Linked DNA regions of Homo sapiens: region 2 is linked to region 1. A link is a contact called in ENCODE Hi-C data. All regions are on one chromosome and are shown on one strand. The core of a region is the stretch at or near the end of the contact, and the rest is flanking DNA. Distances in the headings are between cores, read along the strand shown. Region 1 overlaps OXNAD1 (oxidoreductase NAD binding domain containing 1). Region 2 overlaps TBC1D5 (TBC1 domain family member 5).

Region 1 (4,140 bases), core at 561-3,060:
TGGCTTCTTAGATATGACCCCAAACCAAAAGGGTTGGAAAAAAAATAGAGAAACAGATTTCATCAAAATTTAAAACTCTGTGCTACAAATGTTATCATCAAGAAAGTCAGGGCCAGGCACAGTGGCTCATGCCTATACAAATCCCAGCACTTTGGGAGGCCGAGGTGGGTGGATCACCTGAGGTCAGGAGTTCGAGACCAGCTTGGCCAACATGGTAAAACCCCGTATCTACTAAAAATAAAAAAATTAGCTGGGCATGGTGGCAGATGCACCTGTAGTCCCAGCTACTTGGGAGGCTGAGGTAGGAGAATCACTCGAACCCAGGAGCAGAGGTAGCACTGAATCGAGATCGTGCCACTGCGCTCCAGCCTGGGCGACAGAGTGAGACTCCATTTCAAAAAAAAAAAAAAAAAGTTAAGAAGACAATCTACATAATGGGAAAAATATTTTTAAATAATATATCTATTAATATTAAGGTTCTTGTATTCAGATTATATAAAGAACTCTTACAACTCAGTAATAAAGAGACAACCAAATAAAAAACTGACAAAATACTTTAAATTAATATTTCTTCAAAGAAGACATATAAATGGCTAATAAGCACATGAAGAGATGTTCAACATCAATAGTCATTAGGGCAATGTAAGTCAAAATCATAATGAGCTGGCAGTTCACACCCACGTGGATGGCTATAATCAAAGAGACAAACAATAGTGTTAGGGTCTGGAGAAATTGGAACATTTATACATTGCTGGTGGGAATGTAAAATGGCACAGCCACTCTAGAAAACAATTTAATAGTGCCTGAAAATGTTAGTTAGTTAGCATATGACCCAACAATTCCATGCCTAGGTTTAGACCTAAGACAGGTGAAACTGTATGTTCACTCAAAAACTTGTACATGAATGTTCATGGCAGCATTATTCACAATAGCCCCAAAGTGGAAACAATGTAAATGTCCATCAGCTAATGAAGATATAAACAAAATGTGGCATATCCATACAATGGAATGAAGTACTGATACAGGCTACAACATAGATGAACCCTGAAATCATGTTAAGTGAAAGAAGCCAATCACAAAAAGACCACACACTGTATTGTATGATTCTGCTGGTATAAAATGTCTATAAGAGACAAATCCATAGAGACAAAATAGATTAGTGGTCATCTAAGCCGGGCAGGAGGATAGGGAATGAATAAGAATCATTACAGAGTTTCTTTCTGGGATAAAAATGTTCTAAATGTGATTGTGCTGATAGCTGCACAACTCTGTTAATATACTAAAACCTCTGAATTGTACACTTTAAATGTTTGAATTTTATATGAATATATCTCAACATAACAGTCTTTTTAAGTTTTAAAAAGTATGAAAAAAGGGTCAAGAAAAGCAACAAAAACTCTCCCACTAGTATTTGACAGACTTAATAGGCCGATATGGCCTCTGAGTTACACAAGTCTTAACGTTTCCTTCTTTTCTTCTAACCACATCCTGTAGTCTAGAACTCCTGGGTTTCAAGCTTTCAATAATTCTATGCCACAGAAACCCTTTTTTGGTGAGGATTCTAGGAAATGCAATAAACCTAGTCACATACCAAGAAAAATGTATTGGAACACAGAACCACAAAAAATTCTCATCCCCATATCTGGGAAACATAAACATCCAATCTAGGTGTTTCACAGCCATCACAAGAGCAAAAAGTATCATCCTTCCCCAGTTGCTTACCTACATACAGGCCTAAAAGAAAAGCAAAAGATGTTCTCTAATCTGATCTATGACCTTAAAAAAATATTCTCCTGCAGTCTATGGCCTTACATTTCCAGTCATTTATTATAAGTGTTTAAAAACCAGTTCTGGATTGGAAGTGCTCCAGAAAAGGTCTTTGGCCAACTTTAACCTATTTTCACTTGACTCTTTTCCATGAGTACTTTAACTTTCTTTTCATTTCTGACAAGATAAAAATTTAAAAGACTATCGTTAGCATTTGTTAACACAGTTGCTATATGCTATCACAGAGGAGGTATACAAAAATCTCCATTATTTCCATGTTTAAAAAATAAATACATTAATAAGCTACTTTTGCTGCTTCATCTCCTGAACTACAGTGCCCTCTGCTGCTCAATGCTGATGAAGGCCATTCTCTCAGTTGAATGAAAGGGAACCAACCCTCTTCTCTAGTAACTCTGGAAAGCTACCTTTGGAAAAAAAGGACTCCTTCATTAAAAAATACAGAAGAATTTAAGTTACATAAAAACTTCATCTGAATGGATTTAAGAAAATATGCACAATACATATTTCATAAAACATCTGTCCAAGAAAGAATTATACCTTAAACACACACCTTTAAAAATGTCCTTTGCAGGATGAGCACTCTTGGAGCCATGAGTTAAAGCCCTTACTATATACCCAATGAGTGAGTGTATGCAGAAGGAGCCTAGGTGCGCGGTGAAGCAGTGGATGTCCACATCCAACCATGACACACCAGGCAGCCAGGTCCTGTCCACAAAGGGAGCCCCAGTGCCAAGCACACAGCAGCTATACTATGAGATCCCAGAACTCTTTAGTCCTTGCCTACAGTTCTCAGAGCCCCTCACTCATTCACTTAATGCAAACATCTAAGAGAGCACCTGCCTACCATATACAGGCACTGTGGTACTTGCTGGAGGTACAAAGATGCACATATGTCTTAGTTGCTGCCCTCAATGAACCCACTCTAAGAGGAGGAAAATTAACAAATACATACAATTAAATGGGCAATGATAAAATCTGCTTAGCGTAGCGAGGCAAGGCAGAGGAAGGAGGAGTCAATTCTACCAGGAGTACAGGAATTAAGAAAGACTTCACAGAAGAGATGCCCTTTAAACAGTCTTAAAAGACACACAATGCTTACCAGATGAGTAATGGGGGAGGACACAGTTTGAAAAAGATGCCAAGGAATACAGTGCTATGTTATGTGCAGTCCTGTGAGAATCAGGGCTGCCACACATGCTTGTGTAGGTTGCAAGGATATTATCTATCTACAGTGTGGCAGCCCTGCTCAAGGGTAGGTATAAAGTCTTATTTCTCTAATCTTGCTCCTCCAGTGTTTCTTCTTGGTGTCCTCTTTCTCTCAGCAGGGCTCAAAGTTGCTTTCTAGCATCTAAACTTATGTTATCTTGTAGAAAGTCAGACACACTAGGACCAGGAATTCCCTCCACTCTGTGAAAATGCTTTGGCCTTACTTCCCCTCAGGAGGCAAGCTATACCCAGCCAAGTGTGGATTGAGTACTGACTGGGGCATCAGTGGTGACATGGTGGTGATAAGCCCCCACTCCTGCCTGGCCTGCCACTCTTCCAATCAACAGCTTCAGTGCAGGGAAACTGACCAAGGAGATAAGAATTGGAATCTGTCCCCTGGGCCTTATCAGCACATATGATCTAACTGAATGAAATACTTATTAGCAATAACAAAAGCTAAAATCAAACAAATGAAGTTAACAGTAGGCATTATGCTAAACACTTTAAATATCCCAAAACGTAGGAATACTACTGCTCCCTCTTTGAAGATATGAGAACTGAAGCCCAGACAAATAAGGAAACTGACCACATCACAGAGCTGGCTGGTAGAAAGCAAGCATGTGAGCTGAGCAGTCTCCAGGGCACTAGGCGACAATACACTGCTACCCACAGTAGCATAACCAATGCCAGAGGCAGGCAGTGAGCACCACAGCCAAATGTGAATCTAGAAACTCAGGGCAGCTGCACACTGTGTGAGGACCAGTGGTGGCATGCTCCAGACCCAAGAGTGAGTGCCAAGCTTTCCACCCCAAGGGAGGAGGAATTCTGGTCAAGGGCAGGCCTCACCAAGGAGCTAGCAAGTGGTAGGCCTACTAGTAAGATGAACCAAGAAGTTCAACCCTGCTCATGTGAGAGATGTTTTGAGGTGGTTCTGCCTTTGGCCTTTCTCTCGGGATTGGATTGCTACAGTTCTTGGAACTGGTTTATTGCTACAGGAACCAGCCCTCTCTGCAAGGCCCAGTAAGAATACAGTGTAGTGCAAAAAGAGCCCCTTGAGGCCTATATCTGATCTATGCTGAAGGTGTCTACATGGGGATCTGTGGCCAAAGCTCCAGCTAGTCACAGACAACATTCATTTATTTAGTT
Region 2 (4,211 bases), core at 35-2,534, 1.1 Mb before region 1:
ATACTTAGCTTGTGAGGTAAGGCGGTTAGTCTTATTTTAAGTCCACCAAATTATTTAATTGTAAAAGCTGAATAGCTTGTATAAATTTAGTTTACATCTTTATAAGGTACTATATGATCTAAAATATATGATTTTCATTTCAGTCTATGAGGAATTTCCTAATAATATAAAAGAAGTACAGCCCAGATAAGGTTATAAAGTGTTACTTGTTTTCTAGCTTTGTGATAAGAATTTTTGAAAAAATGTATATTTATGGAGCATCGCTATGTTCCATAATTGCCCTTTGCACTGTGGGGGACAGAGTGGAGTGGTGAATAACACAGATAGGATGCTGCCATCACAGGTTGTATATTTTAGTGTGGTGTCGGGGAGAGTGGTGAGACAGTAAGCATGTATAGATAAAGAGAATAATTACAGAGGGTGATCATTTTTCTGAAGAAATAAGGCAGAGTAACTAGATAGCTAGAAGGAGAGTAGCCAGTGGGATGGCTACTTTAGGAATAGTGATTGGAGAAGACATCTTTGAGAAGATGACATTTGAGCTGAGATGTGAAAAAATTTAAAGGCCAGACATCTGAAGAACTAGGGCAAGAACATGTAGACAGAGGGAGTAGCTAGGGCAAGGTTAGTTTCTCAATGAAAATGAGCTCAGTGTTTAGAGGAGCAAAAAGAAGTCAGTTCGGCTAGAGCAAGTGCTTTAGAGAAGGAAATCTGAGAGGAGAGCAAAGGCCAGGACAGTCTTGTAGACCACAGTAAAAAGTAAAGATTTATTCTGATTGCAATAGGAAGCTTTTGGAGGACATTGAGCAGTGGCATGATACCTACAAAGATAATTATGGCTGCTGTGCAGTGGGGCAAAGGTGGATGTAAGAATGGAAGCTGGAAAAGCAACTAGGAGTCTATTGGAGTATTTCAAGTTAGGTAATGTTAGCGATTTATTAGACTAAAAATGTAGTAATAAAGACAGGAGTAGGTAGATGGGTTGGGGATATGTATTTTATGTTTCAAAATACAAATTAGGGGATCATTATGTGTAGTTTTCTCACATTCATAAGTTTCTGTTCCGTTTTTACTGCTCTGTTTCAGATCCTTTTTACCTCCTGCCCACAGTCACTTACTTGTTTAATTGTTTTCTTGGGATCTAGTGTTTTTCCACTTCCAGTCCATTCCATGTGTTAACAGCCTAATCACTCTACTCAAAGCAGATTTATAATCACTCTATTTGCCTAATCCAGAACTTTCTATGACTCCCTGTGCCCTGAAGAAGAATGGACTTACTCAGTTTCTCTAATACATACCCAGTTCCCTTTTAGACAAGTGCTTCTGGCATTATTCAATGAACAGGTTTTGTGCTTTCCATTTTCAATGTTTTGGAATCTTTCATGCTCTCCTCTGCTGGAATGCTGCTTCCCTCTGCTTCCTGTTAGATTCCTAACAGCTAACCATTCAAGGCCTGAGTTCATCACCCAAGTTTATGAAACATTTTCCAGTCTTGGCAATTGGAAATCATTTGTGCCTAGTCTGTGTTCTATAGAATTTTCTTAATAACTTTTTAATATTATTTAATTTTGTTTGGTCTTTTATTTATTTAGGTCCATCTGTCAGTGTATTCAATACATTTATATTGATCTCCTTAGTGTACCAGGCACTAGAGATGCCAAGATAAATGTGATATGGACCCTTAAGAAGCTTACAGAGAAAACAGGAAAAAAAAATTACAATGCAGGATTATTGGTGTCATTAAGAGAAGCAGTATGTACAAGAGCTCTTGTGTTAGCCCAGATCTTACCTTTCAAACCTAGTAGTAAACCCTTTGAAGGCATGGACCTAGTCTTGTTTTTGTCTCACTGGTTATCACCAAGTTGATGCTTAATAAATGATCATTGATTGTGAATCTTATCACTGATGATCAGTGTTGTTCAATTTTAGTAATTATCTCAAACATCTTTAAATTTTCACAGACATAAGCACACTTCAAAAAATAATATTATCAACTTTCTAGTATGAGTTTAAACAAGATAATTTGATTTCATGAGCTGTGATTCTGCCATCATTATTTAATTTATTTGATCTGGATACGTCACTGTATTAAATATTATCTTCCTCTTCAGCCAATTTTAATATTCCTTTATGTCACCCTTTTTTGCCTCAAAGCGTTTTGCAATCATTTCAATTAATTGTTCTTTATCTTAACCTAATGAGGTTGTTACTATTCCCATTTTTATTACTGAAAAAACTGATAATCAAAAGGTAAATCAAGGAATTTCCATTTACAGCATTCTAATTTAGAACTTGAATTGTCTATTCTGAACAAATGTTGCCATGTTTCAAAAGCTGTAACATTAAAAGAAATTCAGTATTATTTAAAATGGTGGAAATAGTGAGTTCACGATAAAATATCATTTCCATATTAGATGCCAAAGAAGTATGTTATTTGGTCTATCAAGGTCTATTCTAAAAATATATATGCAGCATCTATAACATCATTTGCAGATTAACATATTTATAAGCTATTGCCAAATAGTCTCATCTTTTCTTCAAATGTGTTTTCCCTCTCTTGAATTAAATGATTAAATTTCTTTAACTGACTTTTATAATTGTAACTTTGACCATATTTAAAAGTTTATCTGATTGCCTATTGATATGCTGTTATCATCTTCAATATTTGATCTTTTGTATTTCTAGTTATTGTAGTTAACATTTTAGGTAGCTCATTCATAATTTAATTATTCTTTTTCTTACTTGTATCTCCATGGTGAGTTTTTAAAGATGCAGCTTTCTTGGGCCAGGTGTGTTGGCTCATGCCTTCAATCCCAGCACTCTGGGAGGCCAAGGCAGGAGGATCACTTGAGCCCAGGAATTTGAGACCAGCCTGGGCAACATGGCAAAACCGTCTCCACAGAAAACACAGAAATTAGCCATTAGCCAGACATGGTGGCACACACCTGTAGTCCCATCTACTTGGCAGGCTGCAGTTGGGGGATCTCTTGATCCCAGGAGGTTGAGACTGCAGTAAGCTGTGGTCATGCCAGTGCACTCCAGCCTGGGTAAAAGAGTGAGATCCTGTCTTAAAAAAAAGTAACTTTCTCATCTTAATGTTTCCTTTTGTTTATAGTGTATATGTATGCCATGCTTCAAACATAATCTATTTAAGCAAATTTTGTCTTCTCAGTTTTTTAAGTCTTATAATTTGATATTTTGCAAGCAAACTTTGTCTCCTCAATTAAAACACACCTTATTTGATATTTTCTGGATTCATTAATAATTGCTTGCAAGAGAAAAGGAGCAGGTAGGGAAGTAAAAAAAAATTCTTTAAATTCTTTTTTAAAAATTATAGATATGTGCTGTACTGTTTGGTAGATACCAGGCATATGTGGCTGTTTAAATATAAATTTAAATAAAATTAAAAATTTTAGTCATCACAGTAGCTATAGCTGATAATGGCTACTGTATATACTGTACTGGACAACTCTTACAGAGGATACTTCCATTCTTACAGAAAGTTCTTTGGACAGTGCTGTATAGATAATTCATTATTATGCTCGCCCCAGCAGCACAAATATTAAAATTGGAATGATAATTCATTATTGTTTTATTTTTGTGTAATATGTAATGTAAATGTCTACATTTTGCTTTTTATTCATGTTGAACTTTTAGATATGGCCTCTGTGAAACATTTACTTTTATTTCTTTTCTCTCACCTTTAGAAAATGACATGAATTTTTACAGTAAATCTTTCCTGAATTTTTGGTCAAATGTAGTTATTATGTTACATTGTAGTATGTGGATGGAAACTAGATTAGTTTTGAATTTTTTTCTATGTTAAGCATATTCGAAAGTTATTTTACTGAGTAATTTATTGATTTTTTTTTTTAATTTAAAGATCCTCTTTCTCAGTTCCTATTTTGAAAAAGAAATACTCCCAGTAATTTGGTCCATTGATGTCACACTTTACAAAGTTAAGATGTCCTAAATGTCGGTATCTCCTACACAGTTTCCTCCAAGCCCATTTTTTATTGAAATAAAAAACAAATTCCTCTGGGAAGAAGGATTTTACAAGCAATTTCAGAGCAGAATTGATTTTGGTGTGTGTTAATGCCGACAATCTGCCCAGTGTTAAAATGTTAAAGAGAAAAAAAAAATACAAGCTGCCATATTCCTGTGATCACACCAAAATAGCAGCTTGTATTTATATTTTCAGTCTCCTCGAG

Evidence for each region. Hi-C counts contacts between places; a loop is a spot of excess contacts on that map. Pooled maps may share reads with other maps.
Region 2: a map with no recorded cell type shows a loop between it and region 1 (2.6-fold over the local background). The contact joins two enhancer-like sites. A Hi-C loop is called at or near these places in 2 of 37 single-sample maps with no recorded cell type and 3 of 50 pooled maps.

The regions. Positions count from the first base shown.
Region 1 is chr3:16,288,466-16,292,605 of GRCh38, reverse strand. All of the region lies in intron 5 of OXNAD1 (oxidoreductase NAD binding domain containing 1), which reads right to left. Among named protein-coding and RNA genes, the nearest start is that of OXNAD1, 25 kb to the right of the region's middle. Within about 2 kb of position 1,810, at least 7 of the 41 ENCODE cell types and tissues checked have a DNase peak (open chromatin) inside an H3K27ac peak, as active enhancers do.
Region 2 is chr3:17,396,249-17,400,459 of GRCh38, reverse strand. All of the region lies in intron 8 of TBC1D5 (TBC1 domain family member 5), which reads left to right. Among named protein-coding and RNA genes, the nearest start is that of PLCL2-AS1, 340 kb to the right of the region's middle. Within about 2 kb of position 1,284, at least 3 of the 41 ENCODE cell types and tissues checked have a DNase peak (open chromatin) inside an H3K27ac peak, as active enhancers do.